2 separate regions of the Homo sapiens genome follow, and region 2 is linked to region 1. Evidence: read pairs that join two places in POLR2A ChIA-PET (ENCODE). Cell type or tissue: Caco-2. All regions are shown on one strand. Links, peaks and the distances in the headings refer to the core of each region. The heading gives the core; the rest is flanking DNA.

What was found. Peaks named below come from ENCODE experiments on the same cell type or tissue, not always from the same donor. Only the 100,000 strongest peaks of a DNase experiment are listed, where the experiment ranks them.
Region 2: POLR2A ChIA-PET joins it to region 1 with 12 read pairs; 2 of 35 experiments call an interaction of 5 or more read pairs at or near these places.

The regions. Positions count from the first base shown.
Region 1 is chr11:72,068,402-72,078,894 of GRCh38, forward strand. It overlaps NUMA1 (nuclear mitotic apparatus protein 1), which reads right to left. Exons shown (of 27, transcript NM_006185.4): 2 at 1,441-1,510. It overlaps MIR3165 (microRNA 3165), which reads right to left and starts at 3,901; the gene lies at 3,827-3,901. In Caco-2, for the core only: no CTCF peak of the experiment used is centred there; DNase peaks (open chromatin) are centred at 1,700 and 4,120.
Region 2 is chr11:72,191,885-72,202,377 of GRCh38, forward strand. FOLR1 (folate receptor alpha) reads left to right here and starts at 256. Exons shown (of 4, transcript NM_016729.3): 1 at 256-457; 2 at 3,387-3,575; 3 at 3,728-3,863; 4 at 4,013-4,415. The coding sequence starts at 290. The coding sequence ends at 4,293. It overlaps FOLR1-AS1 (FOLR1 antisense RNA 1), which reads right to left. Exons shown (of 3, transcript NR_199595.1): 2 at 6,629-6,852. In Caco-2, for the core only: no CTCF peak of the experiment used is centred there; a DNase peak (open chromatin) is centred at 7,527.

The DNA of each region.
Region 1 (10,493 bases), core at 1,077-9,076:
TTGAGGTCAGGAGTTCAAGACCAGCCTGACCAACATGGTGAAACCCTGTCTCTACTAAAAATACAAAAAATTAGCTGGGCATGGTGGCACATGCCTGTAATCATAGCTACTAGGGAGGCTGAGGCAGGAGAATCGCTTGAACCCGAGAGGTGGAGGTTGCAGTGAGCTGAGATCCCGCCATTGCACTCCAGTCTGGGTGACAGAGAGAGACCCTGTCTGGAAAAAAAAAAGAAAAGAAAGGCCAGTTTTCTCCATTATCTAGTCACCCCAACCTATAAGCAAGCATATGCACAGTCACTATAAAGGAAAGTGACTTGTTTTCCAGCAGACATTTCTAATCTTATTAAATCAAATGAAAACTGCAATCAAAATACTCTCCTTAGGAAGTTATTTACTTATTCTAACAAAACACTTCTTTGGGAGCTGCCTTTAAAGTCTACTCCATGTGAGACAAACAGAAAAATTCGGTGTTACTGTTTTATAGTCACACCTCATCCTTCACCAAAAAAGGTATTGCCTTGCATGAATCTTTGGCTCACGGCATCTTCTGGCTGTTTCTAAAAATTGAATCCACCAAGCTAAGAGTAAAGATTTGCTACCTCTGAGGATATTCAAAAGATTGGCTCAGAGGCAGTCTGAGGCAATGACACCATCACCAAAGGAAATCTAAAGGCTGAGAACACAATTACTTTGAAGGGGTCAAACTTAAAAACATTCTAATTGCCCCATAATTACAATCAAGGGGGCAAGACATGTACAATATCTGTCACATTTGTTCAACTATTATATCACTTTATAATTACACATTATATAATGATAAATTTTGGCCCTGGAAGAAATCTTCAAGATCATATAATCCTAACTGTCCCTTTTTACATATGAGAAAAGTTCAGTCCATTGAGGTTAGGCAATTTGTCCCTGGTCACACATCTGGTTAGCAACAGTCAGGATGAGAAACCCAGACACCCAAACTCCCAGCATAATGCACCCACACATACTTATGTATACAGCTCCTCCTCCCCTGCTTCTCACTTCCTTCACTCCCCTGATCAAAAGGGACAGAAATAACTTGGGACACTAAAGCACACCAAGAATGGTTCTGAAACCCAGTAGCAGAGAAATGATGGCTTAAAAACCAGGACTTCTCTGCAGTGGCCTCAATGGCCAATGTTTAGTGTCTGGCTCACAAGAGTTCTGGGCAATCTACCTCAGAGCAAGGGCCAATGAAAACCTCTGGACACCACCCTCCCACAGTTAGAAAAATATCTTTATTAAACCTCTCTGCTCTCCTCCTACAGTAACCTGTTTGCCTCAAATAATTGAAAGACAAAGACAATCACTTTGAAGAATCTGGGTCAGGGAAAAAGTAAATGGTAGAGATCCTGCTCAGGACAAAGCTGACCTATGAAAAACTAGAGGGCAGAAACCATTTTGACTTACCTCCTGGTGGAAGCCTCCACACACTAGAACAGGGTGATCTCCAGCAGTCTGGCTTAGAATTAGTTTCCACCTAGGGAAGGGGCAAAGGGACAGGAATGATTATTCATTCCCCTAACCCACCCACTCTTAGTGAGCTCAGCCTCACATTATCCTGGGCAACCCCAGCGTTCTGTGGATCAGACAGCAAGCAGAAGGGAAGCCATGCAGGCCAGGTCAACGGGGTGAGTCAGTGGCAGAGCAGGAAGAGTCACTGGGGCAGAAATTCTGGCCTTCTGTGGCAAGACTGCCAAGCCACACCCACACTTGGTCAGCACTGTGAAGGCCCTGCCCTGTTAGGATTTCAGTCTTTAAGCCAGAAAACTTCTTCCTCAGGAGGCCCCACACCACTCTCATTTTCAAGTGTCTCTCCTCCTGCTCAAAAATCTTCCAGTTTTCTTCTCCCTAAAGCATCATATCTAAATTCTTTGGCTTAACTTTCCAAATCCTCCATTATATGGCCTCAAGTCATTTATTCAACCTTATTTCCCACTATTCTACAGAATATACTCTGAATTGATCAAGCCAGTCTTCCCACTTCTCTCTGCGTGAGCCAAGCCTTTTCTCATTTCCCTGCTTTCAATTATCCAGGAGTGGTAAATTCAAACATCTTCAGGGGTCAGGCAGGTAACAGAAACAAATTATCCAGGCAAGGCCCAGTGGCTCACAGCGGTAATCCCAGCACTTTGGGAAGCCAAGGTGGGCAGATCGCTTGAGCTCAGGAGTTCCAGACCAACCTGGGCAACATAGTAAAACTCCGTCTCTACAAAAATACAAAAAATTAGCTAGGTGTGGTGGAGTGTGCCTGGGTCCCACCCACTTGGGAGGCTGCAGTGAGCTGAGACCGTGCCACTGGACTCCAGCCTGGGCAACAGAGCGAAACCACGTATCCAAACAAAACAAAATGAATGATCCAGTGGGGCACATGGCAGATCTAGGAAACGCTGCACCCCCCTAAAGGCATTCAAATATTTTAATTCAAATATTTATGTAGTGTCTCACTGTGAGCATCACGATAACCTTTTAAATAGTTATTAATACTCTATCTTGCAAATGAGAAAACTTCCCCAAGGTTAGGTAACTGGCAAAATGCTGGGCACAGTCTCTAGACCTGTCTGATGCCAAAGCAAGAGCTCTACACCATTAGGCTTCTAGCAGTGCAAACACCATGGAAGATACAGAACCCTCAAAGTCACTTTTCATGATACACAACCTTAATAGTAGGATGGGAAGCCCAAATCACAGCTTATCTAACCATATCCCAACTGCCTCCAATTCTGTTCATTTTCCAAACCCCATCTTTCTGCCAAAGTATTTCATTCCTAGTTATCCAAGTCCTACTGAATTCCTTCTTCTGTAAATTCCTATAGGGTTTATAGATTAGACAACACAAATAAGTGCTAAATTATATACTGTCTTGCAAAATCAGATACTGCTTCTATGTATTTTAGTGTCAGCCTCATCAATCAAACTATTGTATTAATCTATATAGTTCTTCTACCAAAAATGCCTAACCTGAATCTAATCAAGAAGAATCAGACAAATGCTATGAAAGACAAAAAGGCATTCAGATTAAAAAAGAACTGTTCAAAGTTAAAGCAGACTAAAGACATGATAGTCATGACAACTAAGTGCATAAATACATGCATGATCCTTCAATGAATCCTGAATTTTAAAAAACTCAATAAAAGACATCACTGGGAAAAGATGAGAAATCTGAACAAGTATTATATACTGGATGTATTGAATCAATGTTAAGTTTCCTGAGTGTTAATAGTACTGTAGTTATATAGGAAGATACCTTTTTCTTAGGAAATACTTGCTGAAATAGGGATTAAATAACATGATATTTACATCTAACAGTCAAAAAGATTCAGAAAATGAAGGATAAATAGACAGCAAATTTGGCAAAATGTTAATAGTGACTCTAAATGAGAAGTATATAAGTATTTGTTACATTATTTTGCAAAATATCTATAGGTTTGAAAATTTTCAAAATAAAATAATTTAGTAAGGAGGGAAATCCTGTATTATATACTTTTTTATATACTCAGCTCTGTGACAGATATAATAGGCACTCATTACTTTAGGTATCTGCTCACTACCTAAGGAAACTGGGCATTTGGAGGTCAGCAATCAGACAGAGTCCACTTTGCTGCAGCTCATGAGGGGTATAGTAGGAAATTCTTAGGGAATAAGAGGTTTCTCCAAAACTCACATTGTCACACCACAGGAAATCTAGAAAAGCAGGCAATTACCTCACTCCTCATTGAGGCCATCACAGAAGTACAGGCACTGAACAAATGCCCACTCGCTAGGCAGAATGCAGCTGCTGCCCACACGTTAGTACCCAGTGGTAAGGTGGATACAATGTGACCTCAGAGGACCAAGAGTTGAGGTCACATTGCATCCACCTTGCCACCGGGTACCAAAAATTTGACAATCTGCAAAACAAGTGTCTCTGGCCAGTCACAGGAAGGCACTCAAGTATCAAATAAACATGCCTGAAATATATGCAGTCTTTCCTCCTCACCAGATAAACCAGTCCTCAGCTGCAATAAGGCAGAAGAAATCTGCAAGGCTGAATCACTGGTATTTCCTGTGCAGACTTCAAAGAAACTGGCCCTTCAATAGGACAGAAAGGGCAGGCGACACAGCTGCCAACAGAGGCCTCAACCCAGGAGCATGCTATGCAATAATGCCTTCTCTCCCTTCTACAGCCATCAGATACCTCATTTTTACTTCTGCCAAATGGCCCCTTATTACCGCGACTGATTACCTAATAGCCAACCCTTTACCTTGGTTCTCTCCTCCCCTCAATGAGACCCAAGATACTGGCCTTTCTAGACAGCTCCTCCTCCAATTTGCCAGAGGAATTGTCAAAACTATTCCCCTGGCCAGGCACGGTGGCTCACGCCTGTAATCCCAGCACTTTGGGAGGCCAAGGCGGGCGGATCACACTGTCAGGAGATAGAGACCACGGTGAAACCCCGTCTCTACTAAAGATACAAAAAATTAGCTGGGCGCGGTGGCGGGTGCCTGTAGTCCCAGCTACTCGGGAGGGGAGGCTGAGGCAGGAGAATGGCGTGAACCTGGGAGGCGGAGCTTGCAGTGAGCCGAGATCGCGCCACTGCACTCAAGCCTGGGTGACACAGAGCGAGACTCCGTCTCAAAAAAAAAAAAAAAAAAAAGCTGCCTAGGCCAGGCACAATGGCTTACACCCATAAACCTAGCACTTTGCGAGGCCGAGGCAGGAGGATTGCTTGAGCTCAGGTGTTCAAGACTAGCCTGAGCAACACAGCAAGACCTTGTCTCTACTAAAAATCAAAAAAATTAGCCGGGTGTAGTCCCAGCTACACTACTTAGGAGGCTGAGGTGGGAAGACAGCCACTGCACTCCAGCCTGGGTGACAGAGCGAGACCCTGTCTCAAAAAAAAAAAAAAAAAAGTTGCCCACAGTAGGAGGTAGAGGAGAGGCCATTATTAAGCACACTCTCAGTAAACCATGAATCTGACAGAGCTACCCAAAACATCAATGCAGTCTTAAGCTGCATTAGTAGAAGATGACTCTATGCCCCACCTTTGAAGAGCAAAGTTAGAGGACTTGCAGAGGAAGAACACCAATGACCATGGCAAAGGGTCTAGAAGTATATCATTTCAAATATGGAGGAAGAACTACACACTTTTAGCCAGGGGAGAACAAGAAAACTTTTTTCAAATATACGCATAGCTTTCACATAGATGAGGAGAAAGACTTATGAGTCCACTATAAGAATACAAAACCAGAACTAATGAGTGGAAGTTACAGGAAGACTGATTTTGGTTTGCCACAGGGAAGAAATTTCAGCATGTTGTAGAAGTTCAGAATGTGGGATGTAGAACCCAGAATGCTTGGATTAGGATGTCAACTCCACCACTTATAAACTGTGTGGCTTTGGGGAGATTAATCTACCTGTGCCTCAGTTGCCTTCCCTGTAAAAGAGAATAGTAATAATAGAACTTAGCTCACAGAGCTTTAAGAAGTAGCTTCCGAGGCTGGCTGCGGTGGATCAGGCCTGTAATCCCAGCACTTTGGGAGGCTGAGGCAGGTGGATCACCTGAGGTCAGGAGTTCAAGACCAGACTGGCCAACATGGGGAAACCCGTCTCTACTAAAAATACAAAAAAAATTAGCTAGGCTTGGTGGCGCATGCCTGTAATCCCAGCTACTCAGGAGGATAAGGCAGGAGAATCGCTTGAACCCAGGAGGCAGAGGTTGCAGTGAGCCAAGATCACGCCATTGCACTCCAGCCTGGGCACCAGGAGCGAAACTCCATCTCAAAAAAAATTAACCAGACGGTAGTGGTGTGCGCCTGTAATCCCAGTTACTCGGGAGGCTGAGGCAGGAGAATCATTTGAACCTGGGAGGTGGAAGTTGCAGTGAGCAGAAATCACACCACTGTACTCCAGTCTGGGTGATAGAGAGAGGCTCCATCTCAAAAAAAATAAAAAGAAGTAGTTTCTGTAAAGTACTTAGAACAGTGCCTAGTTCACAATATACGCTGGAAAAAAAATGTTACCTATTGCTATTACTAAATGTTGATACAACAGACCAGGCTGGGTGTGGTGGTTTGTGCTTGTAATCCCAGCACTTTGAGAGAACTGCTTGAGCTCAAGAGTTTGAGACCAGCCTGGGCAACATAGTGAGACCTCGTCTCTACTAAAAATAAAAAGAGTTGCCAGGCACAGTGGCGTGCACTTGTAGTTCCAGCTACTCAGCAGGCTGAGGTGGGAGGATAGCTTGAGTCCAGGAGATCGAGGCTGCAGTGAGCTATGATGACGCCACTGCACTCCAGCCAGAGTGACAGAGCAAGACTCTGTCTCAAAATAACAAACAGGCTGGGTGCAATGGCTCACGCCTGTAATCCCAGCACTTTGGGAGGCTGAGGCGGGTGGATCACCTGAGGTCAGGAGTTCGAGACCAGCCTGGGCAACATGGTCAAACCCTGTCTCTACTAAAAATACAAAAATTAGCTGGTTGCAGTGGCACGTGCCTGTAATCCCAGCTACTTGGGAGGCTGAGACAGGAGAATCACTTGAGCCCGAGAGGCGGAGGTTGCAGTGAGCCAAGACTGTGCAATTGCACTCCAGCCTGGGCGACAGAGTGAGACTCCATCTCAAAATAAATAAATAAATAAATAAATAAATAAAATAAAAATAATATACAATACAAAAAACAGACCAGATAACCTGAAGCCCTTCCTACTAAATATGCCTAGAAGTGCTCAGAAAAATATAATAAACATCCTTCTAGACTGTGCCAGCTATTAAGGTATTGTCTCTCAGCTCCAAATCTACCCTGTTATGCTCCGCTTTGTGATGCTGGGGCCTGGACTCCACTAAACCCCATTTCACATTTGCCAGCTGGATCCCTGTCAACAGGGGGTGCTAAGGGGAAAACAGAAGACAAGAGAAGGCTACAAGGGACTTCCTCCTTCTTGTAGCCTGGTGTTTCTTGACAACAGAAGTTGGTTCTTCCCAGTTGCCTTCTAAACTCCCAAAACCAGCCTCCTGCCCCTCAAAGGCACCAGCATCAGCTAAGTAAGGCTCAACAGAAGCCAGCTCCTCCAGGTTCCTCCTATAAGGGCCTGAGAAACCAGCAGCACCAGGTAACACCCTCTCCAGAGAATCTGGGTACAGCTATTCCAGATCCCTCTAGACTTCTAGGTTCTGGTAGCCCCAACCTTCCTCCCTTTGTTTTTCAGTCCTGGATGAGAAAAATTCTTTATGCAGTTATTATATTGAAGTTACTTTAATATTCCCTTTCTGCTTTTTCAGCCCTCCACCAAGGGTTTAAATCAATCTCCTTTATGGAGTTCACTCTATTGTGTGGTTTCTGTTTTGCTGATTGGATCTGAACTGACATATAGATAAACTGAGCTCTCAAGAAAGTAAGAAAAATCCCCAGGAACCAGAAACAAATTAGTGAGGAGGATTAGCGAGCTGATGACATAGCTGTCCTAGCCGTGTATGGAATTTGTAACACCCTCATAGGTTCAGAAGACAGATCTTGAGTCCACAAAAGGCACTGAGATCCCTGTGCAGAGGCTGAGATTCTTAAGTTTATACTCAGTAAGATAATAGACTAGGAAAAAAAATCTGTCCAGAGAGAAATAAAAAACTTGCCTTGCTCACCTAGTGAGAAAGGAGGGAAAAACCGTCTAGGAATTCAAAACAGGCTGGGTGAAGTGGCTCACGCCAGTAATCCCAGCACATTGGGAGGCTGAGGTGGGTGGATTGCTTGAGCCCAGGAGTTCGAGACCAGCCCGGGCAACATGGCAAAACCCTGTCTCTACAGAAAATATAAAAATTTGCCGGGTATGGTGGTGTGCACCTGTAGTCCCAGCTACTTGGGAGGCTGAGGTGGGCGGACTGCTTGAGCCCAGGAGGCAGAGGTTGCAGTGAGCCAAGATCCTGCAACTGCACTCCAACCTGGGCAACAAAGCCAGACAGATCCTATCTCAAAAAATAAAATAAAATAAAATAAAATTCTAGGAAGCAGACATTAATATGTAGTGAAAAACAAACAAACGATCAGTGGTTCCTGGTATCAGGGTGAAAGGAAAAACGGACTGTAAAGAAGTATGAGAGCCGGGCACGGTGGCTCACGCCTGTAATCCCAGCACTTTGGGAGGCCGAGGAGGGCAGATTACCTGAGGTTGGCAGTTCAAGATCAGCCTGACCAACATGGTGAAACCCCATTTCTATTAAAAATACAAAATTAGCTGGGCATGGTGGTGCATGCCTGTAATCCCAGCTACTCAGGAGGCTGAGGCAGGAGAATCGCTTGAACCCAGGAGGCAGAGGTTGCAGGGAGCCGAGATTGCACCACTGGACTCCAGCCTGGAGAATAAGAGTAAAATCCATCTTAAAAAAAAAAAAGCATGAGAAATCTTTTGGGGGTGAGAGAAATCCTCTGTATCTTGATTATGGCTGCTGTTTACAGGTGTAGACATCTGCCAAAACTCAACTTTCTTGAAAATTATTACAGACACAAAATTGAAAACATGAGACAAAAACAAGATCACGAAAAACAAGCAGATTTGAAAATGAACCAAAGAGCACTTCTAATAAATGAAAAAGTTAGCTAATAAAAATAAGAATTCAAAAAACAAATTAGACCTAGCTGAAGAGTAAACTAGTATACTAGAAGATAGATATAAGGAAATTATCCAGAAGTTAACACAGAAAGATAGAAATGGAAATTATGAAAGAAAGAATAAGATGTAGACGACAGAATGAGGAAGTTCAACATAAGTTACGCATGAGATCTGAGAGAGGTAAAGAGGTAATGATTGGGAATTTTTACACAATTAGTGAAAAGATATGAAATTTCAGATTAAGGAATTACTATATGCCCCCAGTATATAGTGATTTAAGAAAATTAAATTCACACCATGTAATGGAAGTACAGAACACAAATGACAGCAAAGAAGATCTTAAAAACAAACAGAAAGAAAGACAGGTTACCCACAATAAAATAAGTTAATTTGCAAGCATAGTTCTCAAGAGTAACAACAAAAAGCCAGAATTTCAATGAAAAAACACTTTCAAAGTGCTAAGAGACAATAATTGGAAGCCTAGTACCCAGCTAAACTACCAATCAAGACTGAAAGTGAGCTGGGCACAGTGGCTCATGCCTATAATCCCAGCACTCTGAGAGGCCGAGGCGGGAGGATCACAAGGTCAGGGGATCGAGACCATCATGGCTAACACAATGAAACCCTGTCTCTACTAAAAATACAAAAAATTAGCCAGGCGTGGTTGCGGGCGCCTGTAGTCCCAGCTACTCGGGAGGCTGAGGCAGGAGAATGGTGTGAACCTGGGAGGCGGAGCTTGCAGTGAGCCGAGACTGTGCCACTGCACTCCAGCCTGGGCAACAGAGTGAGACTCCATCTCAAAAAAAAAAAAAAAACAAAAAACTGAAAGTGAAATAAAGATTTTTTAAATGAAGACAGTGTTTACCACTAACAGATTCCCACTGGACAAACATCTGAAGGATGTATGTATCTATGCAATAAAAAAGGAAGGAATAAAATGCAAGGAAAAATAGTGAAAAAGCAAACAGTAGACATACATGGGTAAAATGAAATAATCACTAACAATACAAAACAATAAACATATTTTAATTGTGTTGGGGTCTCACTCTGTTGCCCAGGCTAGCTAAGAACTCCTGGGCTCAAGCCATTCTCCCGCCTGCTCCTCCTGCCTCAGCCTCCAGAGTAGTTGGGATGACAGGGCAAGCCACCATGCCCAGCTACAAAATAATAATTATCAATTAGAATTGTTCAGCTTAGAGATGGATTGACTTTGGGAATGATCTCATTCTAGAAAGTACTCATTTTGAGTCTGGACAACACCTTTTGGTATGTTTAGTGTACACTGGGTAAGAGGCTAAATTAAATGACCACACCATATATTAGGTTAATGCAAAAGTAACTGTGGTTTTTGCCATTACTTTCAATGGCAATAACTGCAATTACTTTTGCACAAACCTAATATCTTCTGATCATAGTTTTATCAATTAGACACAGCTGTCCAAACAGCCCCTGATCAGCTCTGTTCAGCCACCTGAGCAGGGCTTTGCCCTCATCCTAAAAGTTCTAGAATTCAAGTCTTATTTCAAGGCATTCTTCCCACTTCCATGTTCCACATGTAAAAAAGAATTCTACGTTTCTTAACGAGCTTTCAGGTAAGATCTTTAAGCTTTTGGAATGTACCGCTTTTCGCTGTGAACTAAGAGCTTAGACATTACAATTAGTCATCCCTTGCTAGAACTTAGGCTACGAAAAGAATACTTTGGAAGCTTTCACAAAAAAGTATGTGGTTCTTCCTCTAAAGAAGAAAATACCACACAGAAAGAGGGACTGAGGAAACATAAACCCATCTGTGCTGACAGAAAGCTACCTTACATGATCCTCATGTTCGCCCCAGGTTCCCATATATTCACAGCAGTAAAGATCTCCACAAAGCAGAGAGG
Region 2 (10,493 bases), core at 1,517-9,516, 120 kb after region 1:
CTATGGCAAACTCCTGGCTATTTCTGCATTTTGCCCAAATCCATCCTTGAATTATATCACCTGAACCTCGTGACCACCTGGAGAAGGCAATGAGGCTCAAGCCAGGGAGGGGTGGTGTCTAATCCTACCTTTCATTGGATCTGGGAAAACTGAGGGAGATGGGGGCAGGGCTCTATCTGCCCCAGGCTTCCGTCCAGGCCCCACCCTCCTGGAGCCCTGCACACAACTTAAGGCCCCACCTCCGCATTCCTTGGTGCCACTGACCACAGCTCTTTCTTCAGGGACAGACATGGCTCAGCGGATGACAACACAGCTGCTGCTCCTTCTAGTGTGGGTGGCTGTAGTAGGGGAGGCTCAGACAAGGATTGCATGGGCCAGGACTGAGCTTCTCAATGTCTGCATGAACGCCAAGCACCACAAGGAAAAGCCAGGCCCCGAGGACAAGTTGCATGAGCAGGTGGGCCAGGGGGTGATCTGGGGTGGTGAGGGACTGGCTCAGGAAGAGGAAACGAGGACATGGAAATGCCAAACCCCATTCACTGGTGAACTGAAGTGGAGGAGCCCTTCAGTTTGCATTAATATGGGTGACTATTTCACAGACACTGTGCCAAATGTCGGTACAATGCCAACAGTTCACCTTCTTGGTTGTTGAGTTTCCGCATTACAGAAATAAGGAAGCAGGCCCAAAGGAGAGCCTGGGAAATGAAGTTGGAGTGACCCATCCTGGGGTTGCTTGATTTAGGGATTTAGACTGGGAATGACTCCTCCAAAGATCTGAGGGAAGAAACTGCACACTGTGCATAGTGGCCTCTTTTCTGCCAGCCCTAAACAGCTCAAGAAGGGAGAGTCTCTCACATTATGAGGCTGTGTGCAAAGCATTCTTTTTTTTTTTTCCTGAGACAAAGTCTCCATATGTTGCCCAGGCTGGTCTCAAATTCCTGGACTCAAGTGATCCTCCCACCTCAGCCTCCCAAAGTGTGGGATTACAGAAATGAGCCGTACGCCCTCCTGAAGCATCTTGGTTCATGCATCTCGCAAAACTTTGGGCTGTGTCTCTCGACCACATTGGACCTGAGGTCTCCCTATAACATTTATTTTGCTACCACCCCTTTAATATCCTGAACATGATGATATAACTAAAGAAAAAGCAGAGGAAAAGTAATTTGTAGGCCAGGTGTTACGGCTCACGCCTGTAATCCCAACACTGTGGGATGTCGAGATGGGCAGATCACTTGAGCTCAGGAGTTCGAGACCAGCCTGGGCAAGATGGCAAAACCCCATCTCTACTAAAAAATAAAAAAAATTAGTCAGGTGTGGTGGCACATGCCTGCAGTCCCAGCTACTCAGGAGGCTGAGGTGGGCAGGTCAGTTGAGCCCAGGAGGCAGAGATTGTAGATCGTGCCACTGCACTCCAGCCTGGGCAACAGAGTGAGACCTTGTCAAAAGAAAGAAAGAACGAAAAAAAGAAAGAAAGGAAGGAAGGAAGGGGAGGAAGGAAAGGGAGGGAGGAAAGGGAGGGAGGAAAGGGAGGGAGGCAAGGGAGAGAAACTTGTAATACGCATTTCTTTTTTTTTTTCTTGAGATAGAGTTTTGCTCTTGTTGCCCAGGGTGGAGTGCAGTGGCACAATCTCAGCTCACTGCAACCTCCACCTCCCAGGTTCAAGTGATTCTCCTGCCTCAGCCTCCTGAGTAGGCACACGCCACCACACCCAGCTAATTTTTTGTTTGTTTGTTTGTTTTGTTTGTTGGTATTTTTAGTAGAGATGGGGGTTTCACCATGTTGGCCAGGCTGGTCTCGAACTCCTCACCTCATAATCCGCCCCTCTTGGCCTCCCAAAGTGCTGAGATTACAGGTGTGAGCCACTGCGCCCGGCCTTAAGTGCACATTTTATTTATTTATTTATTTATTTATTTATTGAGATGGAGTCTTGCTCTGTTGCCCAGGCTGGAGTGCAGTGGCACAATCTCAGCTCACTGCAACCTCCACCTCCCAGGTTCAAGCAATTCTCCTGCCTTGGCCTCCAGAGTAGCTGGGACTATAGGCACCTGCCACCATGCCTAGCTAATTTTTGTATTTTTAGTAGAAATGGGGTTTTGCCATGTTGGCCAGGCTGGTCTCCATTCTTGACCTTAAGTGATCTGTCCACCTCCACCTCCCAAAGTGCTGGGATTACAGGCACTATGTGAGCCACTGTGCCGGCCCACATTTTAATATTTAGCTTGTCAGCCTTAAGTAATGAGATTCAGGAAGCTTGAGGATAGGCACACAGGAGCATAGTTTCAAGTTGTCCTGAATTTTGCAGCCATCACAAGTTAGTTTTTAAGGAAAAAGATTAGTTCCTAAGTTGTTTCTCAATAACTTATAATAAAATAACATCCACAATTGATTGGCTATACATTGTTTTTTTGTATCACAAATTCCACAAACAGATAATGGGTGAGGCAGCTAGTCAGGGACAAAACACTTCCCAAGTAGCTGGGATTACAGGTGTCCGCCACCACACTTGGCTAGTTTTTTGTTTGTTTATTTTTTGAGATGGAGTCTTGCTCTGTCGCCCAGGCTGGAGTGCAGTGGCATGATCTCGGCTCACTGCAAGCTCCACCTGCCGGGTTCACACCATTCTCCTGCCTCAGCCTCCCAAGTAGCTGGGACTACAGGTGCCAGCCACCACGCCCGGCTAATTTTTTGTATTTTTAGTAGAGACGGGGTTTCACCATGTTGGCCAGGATGGTCTTGATCTCTTAGCCTCGTGATCCACCCGCCTCGGCCTCCCAAAATGCTGGGATTACAGGCGTGAGCCACCGCACCCGGCCTAATTTTTATATTTTTAGTAGAGACGGGGTTTCACCATGTTGGCCAGGCTGGTCTCAAACTCTTGATCTCAGGTGATCCACCTGCCTTGGCCTCCCAAAGTGCTGGGATTACACAAGTAAGCCACTGCACCCAGCCTGGGGTTACAATTTAAATTGCTTTTTTACCTTCAAATCTTTGACACCTCAGTGAGGCTTAATCTGACCGCACTATTACACTACAAGTCCCCATCCGTCTCTGCTTAATTTTTGTCCAAAGCAAAAATCAGGTGATGTGTTCATTGTTGTAACCCCAGTTTCTACAAAAGTACCTGGGTGAGAGTAAGTAGGATCTCAATAAAGGTTGAATTAACAAATTTTGTAATGACTGCAACTCCAGCAGGAGCTCCCTTTTGGGCTCCCACTGTCTCTGACGGCCCTCTCCCCTAAAGAGGTCCCAATAGCAAGTATTTTCCTGGGTGACTTCCAGTGGGCTGGGGAATCAAGGACTAAGAGGGGAGACACTGCATGTGGAATATTCTGGCTGTGCTGGCTGTGCTGGCTGTGGACTGAGTCCTCTGTCTTCCCCCATCCAGTGTCGACCCTGGAGGAAGAATGCCTGCTGTTCTACCAACACCAGCCAGGAAGCCCATAAGGATGTTTCCTACCTATATAGATTCAACTGGAACCACTGTGGAGAGATGGCACCTGCCTGCAAACGGCATTTCATCCAGGACACCTGCCTCTACGAGTGCTCCCCCAACTTGGGGCCCTGGATCCAGCAGGTATGCATGGCTTCCTGCAGGTACAAGACCTAGCGGAGCAGCTGAGCTTTCCAGGCATCTCTGCAGGCTGCAACCCCAGCTCCAGTTCTATTCGGGGCTGAGTTGCTGGGATTCTTGAACCTGAGCCCTTCTTTTGTATCAAAATCACCCAGGTGGATCAGAGCTGGCGCAAAGAGCGGGTACTGAACGTGCCCCTGTGCAAAGAGGACTGTGAGCAATGGTGGGAAGATTGTCGCACCTCCTACACCTGCAAGAGCAACTGGCACAAGGGCTGGAACTGGACTTCAGGTGAGGGCTGGGGTGGGCAGGAATGGAGGGATTTGGAAGTGGAGGTGTGTGGGTGTGGAACAGGTATGTGACAATTTGGAGTTGTAGGGCTGGCAGACCTCAAGATAGTTCCGGGCCCAGTGGCTAAAGGTCTTCCCTCCTCTCTACAGGGTTTAACAAGTGCGCAGTGGGAGCTGCCTGCCAACCTTTCCATTTCTACTTCCCCACACCCACTGTTCTGTGCAATGAAATCTGGACTCACTCCTACAAGGTCAGCAACTACAGCCGAGGGAGTGGCCGCTGCATCCAGATGTGGTTCGACCCAGCCCAGGGCAACCCCAATGAGGAGGTGGCGAGGTTCTATGCTGCAGCCATGAGTGGGGCTGGGCCCTGGGCAGCCTGGCCTTTCCTGCTTAGCCTGGCCCTAATGCTGCTGTGGCTGCTCAGCTGACCTCCTTTTACCTTCTGATACCTGGAAATCCCTGCCCTGTTCAGCCCCACAGCTCCCAACTATTTGGTTCCTGCTCCATGGTCGGGCCTCTGACAGCCACTTTGAATAAACCAGACACCGCACATGTGTCTTGAGAATTATTTGGATATGAATGGGAACGTGACTGTTTTGTTTTCCAATTCCCATTGATTGAAACCAGTGAGACTGGGCCAATTCCTAGCTCTGACAGTTGCTATAAACTAGCCTGATACTTAACTATTTTTCTAACTTAGGAGACATTCGTAGCTCTCAATTTCATTTTTTACTATTGCTCCAATCTAGAGCCAAGCCCAGGAATTTTTCATTTGTTTGTTTTGAGACAGGGTCTCACCCAGGAATATTTTGTTTGTTTTGAGACAGGATCTCACTCTGTCACCAGGCTGGAGTGCAGTGGCATGACCTTGATTCACTGTAACATCTGCCTCCTGGGCTCAAGTGATCCTCCCACCTCAGCCTCTCAACTTGAGACTGCAACCATGTGCCACCACACCTGGCTAATTTTTTTTTTTTTTTTGAGATGGAGTTTCGCTCTTGTTGCCCAGGCTGGAGTGCAATGGCATGATCTTGGCCCACTGCAACCTCCTCCTCCCAAGTTCAAGTGATTCTCTTGCCTCAGCCTCCAGAGTAGCTGGGATTATAGGCATGCACCACCATGCCCGGCTGATTTTGTATTTTTAGTAGAGACAGGGTTTCTCCATGTTGGTCAGGCTGGTCTTGAACTCCCGACCTCAAGTGATCCGCCTGCCTTGGCCTCCCAAAGTGCTGGGATTACAGGCGTGAGCCACTGCGCCCAGCCCCACCTGGCTAATTGTTACATTTTTTTATAAAGAGGAGATCTTGGTATGTCGTCCAGGCTGATCTCAAACTCCTGGCCTGAAGCAAACCTTTCATCTCAGACTTCAAAAGTACTGGGATTACAACCGTGAGCCACCACACCCAGCGCAGTCTCAGCTCACTGCAACCTCTGCCTCCCACATTCAAGCAATTCTGCCTCAGCCTCCCGAGTACCTGGGACTATAGGTGTGGGCCACCATGCCTGGCTAATTTTTGTATTTTTATTAGAGATGGGGTTTCGCCATGTTGGCCAAGCTGGTCTGGAACTCCTAACCTCAGGTGAACCACCCACCTCAGCCTCCCAAAGTGCTGGGATTACAAGTGTGAGACACCATGCCCAGCCTAGCTCAGGATTTTATCATTTAAACTGAACATAAGCTTCCCAGGGTTGATTCCTGTGCTGTGCTCAGCTCTCCAAAAGAAGAGGTGGGAATGGCTGTACCCAGCATGTTTTGGATGGGTTGCTGGGAAGAGGGTAAGGGTGGCAGCAAGAGCCATATGGCACTAACAGCTAATACCCACAAAGCATTTTCTGCTAGGCACTATCCTAAACTGTTTATACCGATGACATGTAGATACTACTGTCTGCATTTTCCATATGTAGAAACAGACACATAAATTAAAGAACATTGCCTGGCCAGGCACAGTGGCTCACACCTATAATCCCAGCTCTTTGGGAGGCCAAGTCGGGCGGATCACCTGAGGTCAGGAGTTCGAGATTAGCCTAGCCAACATGGCAAAACCCTGTCTCTACTAAAAATACAAAACTTAGCCGGACGTGGTGGTGTGCACCTGTAATCCCAGCTACTCGGGAGGCTGAGGCAGGAGAATCTCTCGAACCCAGGAGGCAGAAGTTGCAGTGACCAGAGATCACACCATTGCACTCCTGCCTGGGCAACAGAGCGAAACTCCGCCTCAAAAAAAAAAAAAAAAAAAAAAGAAAGGACATGCTCTTTCCCATCATGGAGTGAATAAATATGTGTGTCTTGAAGGGATAATGGGTCCATGGCTGACCAGAGGAGCTGGGCCTAAGCTGCTCTGCCAGAGCTAGGATGGGAACCCAAACTTCGACTCCTAAGCAGGTTCCAAACCAATAACCTGAAGGGTTTTAAGGCAGCGTTCTCCATTAAATATAGTTTGTAACCTTTGTATTAAGCCAGGTTATATTACAGTAACATTCGTAATATTTCTGTGGCATCATACAACTCACCTTTTTGGGTTTTTTTTGTTTGTTTTCTTTCGTTTAGAGACAGAGTCTCTCTCTGTCACCCAGGCTGGAGTACTGGCATGATTATAGCTCACGGCAGCTTCAAATTCCTGGGCTCAAGTGATCTTCCTGCCTCAGCCTCCTGAGTAGTTGGGACTACAGCTGTGAGCCACAACATCCAGCTAATATATACACATATAAAATATGTATTATATATATACAATAGTAAAGACAGGGAGGTTCTCACTATCTTACCCAGGTTGGTCTTGAACTTGCACTGAAGTGATCCTCTCAAAATGCTGGGATTACAGATGTGAGCCACTGTGCCTGGCCACAAATCATGTTTATTTCTTGCTCAAGCTGCAATGTTTAATGTGGGTTATCAGAGGGATTCTGTTCATTTCTCTTTCCTGGACTACATTAGCAGCCAGGGGGTTCTGCTTCTCATTCCAGGCCCAGGCTGATGGAGGCTCCATCTTCTATGAAACAGGAAGAGGGAACTTAGCGAATTCCATAAGGCTCTTCAAATTTCCACCTGTCACTTATATCATTGGCCAAATCAAGTCATGAGCATGCCTAAATTCAAGAAGGCCAGGAAAACATGATCTTATCATGTACTTGGAAGGACAGGAGAATCACAAGGTTTGCAACAGACCTCGTTGTTTTCTGGTCAGTTTCTATTTCATGCACGGTCATAGTTACAAATTTAATTTTTTGGTTAGATCCTAGTAAGAAGGAGGATCAACTCTTTAAACCTATGCAAATAACTACATCAACCCAGGCCGGGCATGGTGGCTTATGCCTGTAACCCCAGCACTTTGGGAGGTCGAGGCAGGCGGATCACTTGAGGGCAAGAGTTCAAGACCAGCCTGGCCAACATGGTGAAACTCCGTCTCTACTAAAAATACAAAAAAATCAGCCAGACGTGATGGCACATGCCTGTAAACCCCAGCTTGTTGGGAAGGTGAGGCATGAGAATTGCTTGAACCCGGGAGGTGGATGTTGCAGTGAGCCGAGATCCTGCTATTGCACTCCAGCCTGGGCGATGGGCAATGGAGTGAGACTCCGTCTCAAAAAAAAAAAAAAAGAAAAAAAAAAGAAAAACTACACACACACAGAAAAAACCAGAAAAACTACATCAACCCGAAAAGTGGAGCAATCCACTGCTGACCGCCCTGGGTAGTCTTGTAAACAAGGTCAATTGTTGCATCATGTTCTCTACAGGATCAGTGACACCATTTACAAATATGATTAGTTTACAGATATATTTGGATTAGTGGAATTAAAGATAAGTACCATCTAAAACCAACTTTTTTTTCTTTTTTTGAGATGGAGTCTTACTCTGTCACCAAGGCTGGAGTGCGGTGGCACAATCTCGTGTCACTGAAACCTCTGCTTCCTGGGTTCAAGCAATTCTCATGCCTCAGCCTCCAAGAAGCTGGGATTATAGGCATGTGCCACCATGCCCAGCTAATTTTCATAATTTTTAGTAGATACGGGGTTTCACCATTTGGTCAGGCTGGTCTCAAACTCCTGGCCTCAAGCAATCCACCTGACTTGGCCTCCCAAGGTGCTGGGATGACAGGCATGAGCCACTATGCCCGACCTATTTCTTTTACTTATTTATTTTGTGTGTGTGTGTGTGTGTGTGTGTGTGTGTGTGTGTGTGTGTGTGTTGGTTTTTGTTTTGAGACGGAGTCTCTCTCTTGTCCAGGCTGGAATGCAGTGGTGTGATCTCAGCTCACTGCAATGTCTGCCTCCCGGCTTCTACTGCCTCAGCCTCCTGAGTAGCTGGGACTACAAGCATGCGCCACCACACCCAGCTAATTTTTGTATTTTTAGTAGAGACAGGGTTTCTCCATGTTGGCCAGGCTGGTCTGGAACTCCTGGGCTCAAGTGATTCACCCACTTCGGTCTCCCAAAGTGCTGGGGTTGCAGCCGTGAACCACCAAGCCTGGCCCACTTCTTTTTTGGACCAAAAGCATAGGTGATGAATGCAAAAATTGATAAATTGGACTTAAAATTCAAAACTCTTGCCCTTTAAAAGACAGCCTTAAGAAAATTAAAAGACAAGCAACAGACTGGAGGAAATATTTACAAAACACATCTGATAAAGCATCTGTATTCATAATATACAAAGAACACTTACAACTCAGTAATTATAAGGCAGTTGACCCAATCAAATAATGGGCAAAAGAAATGAACAAACTTCATTAAAGAAGATACATAGGTCGAGTGCGGTAGTTCATGTCTGTAATCCCAGCACGTTGGGAGGCTGAGGCGGCCGGATCACTTAAGGCCAGGAGTAAAGACCAGCCTGGCTAACATGGCAAAACCCTGTCTCTACTAAAAATACAAAAATTAGCCAGGTGCGGTGACACATGCCTGTAATCTCAGCAACTCGGGAGGCTGAGACAGGAGAATTGCTTGAAACTGGGAGGTGGAGATTGCAGTGAGCTGAGATCATGCCACTGCACTCCAGCCTGGGTGACAGAGCGAGACTGTGTCTCAGAAAAAAAAAAAAAGAAGATACACAAATTATGAGTAGTTACGTGAAAAGATACTCAACATTATTAATCATTAGAAAAGTGCAAATTAAAACCCCAGTAATATACCATTTTATACCTATTAGAATGGCAATAATAATAAGATAGACAATAACAAATGTTGGCAAGGATGTGAACCCTCACACAGTGCTGGTGGGGATGTAAAATGGTACAGCCCTTTGGAAAACAGTGTGGCAGTTTCTCAAAAAGTTAAATGTAAAACTACCATACAACTCAAAATTCCACTTCCAGGTATCTACTCAGGAGAAATGAAAATCAACATAACAAAACTTAATTATGAATATTCATAATATTAGGTATCATTATACATAATAGTCCCAAGCTGGCAATAACCTATATATACGTATACACGTATACACGTATACACGTATACGTATGTACACGTATACACGTATACGTATGTACACGTATACACGTATACGTATGTACACGTATACACGTATACGTATGTACACGTATACACGTATACGTATGTACACGTATACACGTATACGTATGTACACGTATACACGTATACACGTATACAGACGTATACACGTATACGTATGTACACGTATACACGTATACGTATGTACACGTATACACGTATACGTATGTACACGTATACACGTATACGTATGTACACGTATACACGTATACGTATGTACACGTATACACGTATACGTATGTACACGTATACACGTATACGTATGTACACGTATACACGTATACACGTATACATACGTATACACGTATACACGTATGTATACGTATACACGTATACGTATGTATACGTATACACGTATACACGTATACACGTATACGTATGTACACGTATACACGTATACGTATACACGTATACACGTATACACGTATACGTATGTACACGTGTACACGTATACACGTATACACGTATACGTATGTACACGTGTACACGTATACACGTATACACGTATACGTATGTACACGTATACATATGTATGTATACATACATACATACGTATAAGTATACATATGTATGTATACATACATACATACGTATAAGTATACATATGTATGTATGTATATATATTTTTTGAGACGGAATTTTGGTCTTGTTGCCCAGGCTGGAGCGTAATGGCGTGATCTTGGCTCACTGTAACCTCTGCTTCCTGGATTCAAGCGATTCTCCTGCCTCAGCCTCCCAAGTATCTGGGAGTACAGGCACACACCACCATGCCTGGCTAATTTTTGTATTTTTTAGTAGATACAGGGTTTCGCCATGTTGGTCAGACTGGTCTTGAACTCCTGACCTCAGGTGATACACCTGTCTCGGCCTCCCAAAGTGCTGGGATTACAGACGTGCGCCACCGCACCTGGCAATAACCTAAATTTTTAGCAGCTGGTGAGTGGATAGACAAAATGTGGTAAATCCATACAGTAGAAGACTGCAGCAATGAAACGTGATGACACATGCTATGTTGTGGATGAACCTCAAAAACATTATGCTAAGTGAAAGGAGCCAGACCTAAGAGGCTTCATGTGGCATGATTTCACTTACGTGAAATGTGCAGGAAAGGCAAATTTATAGAGGC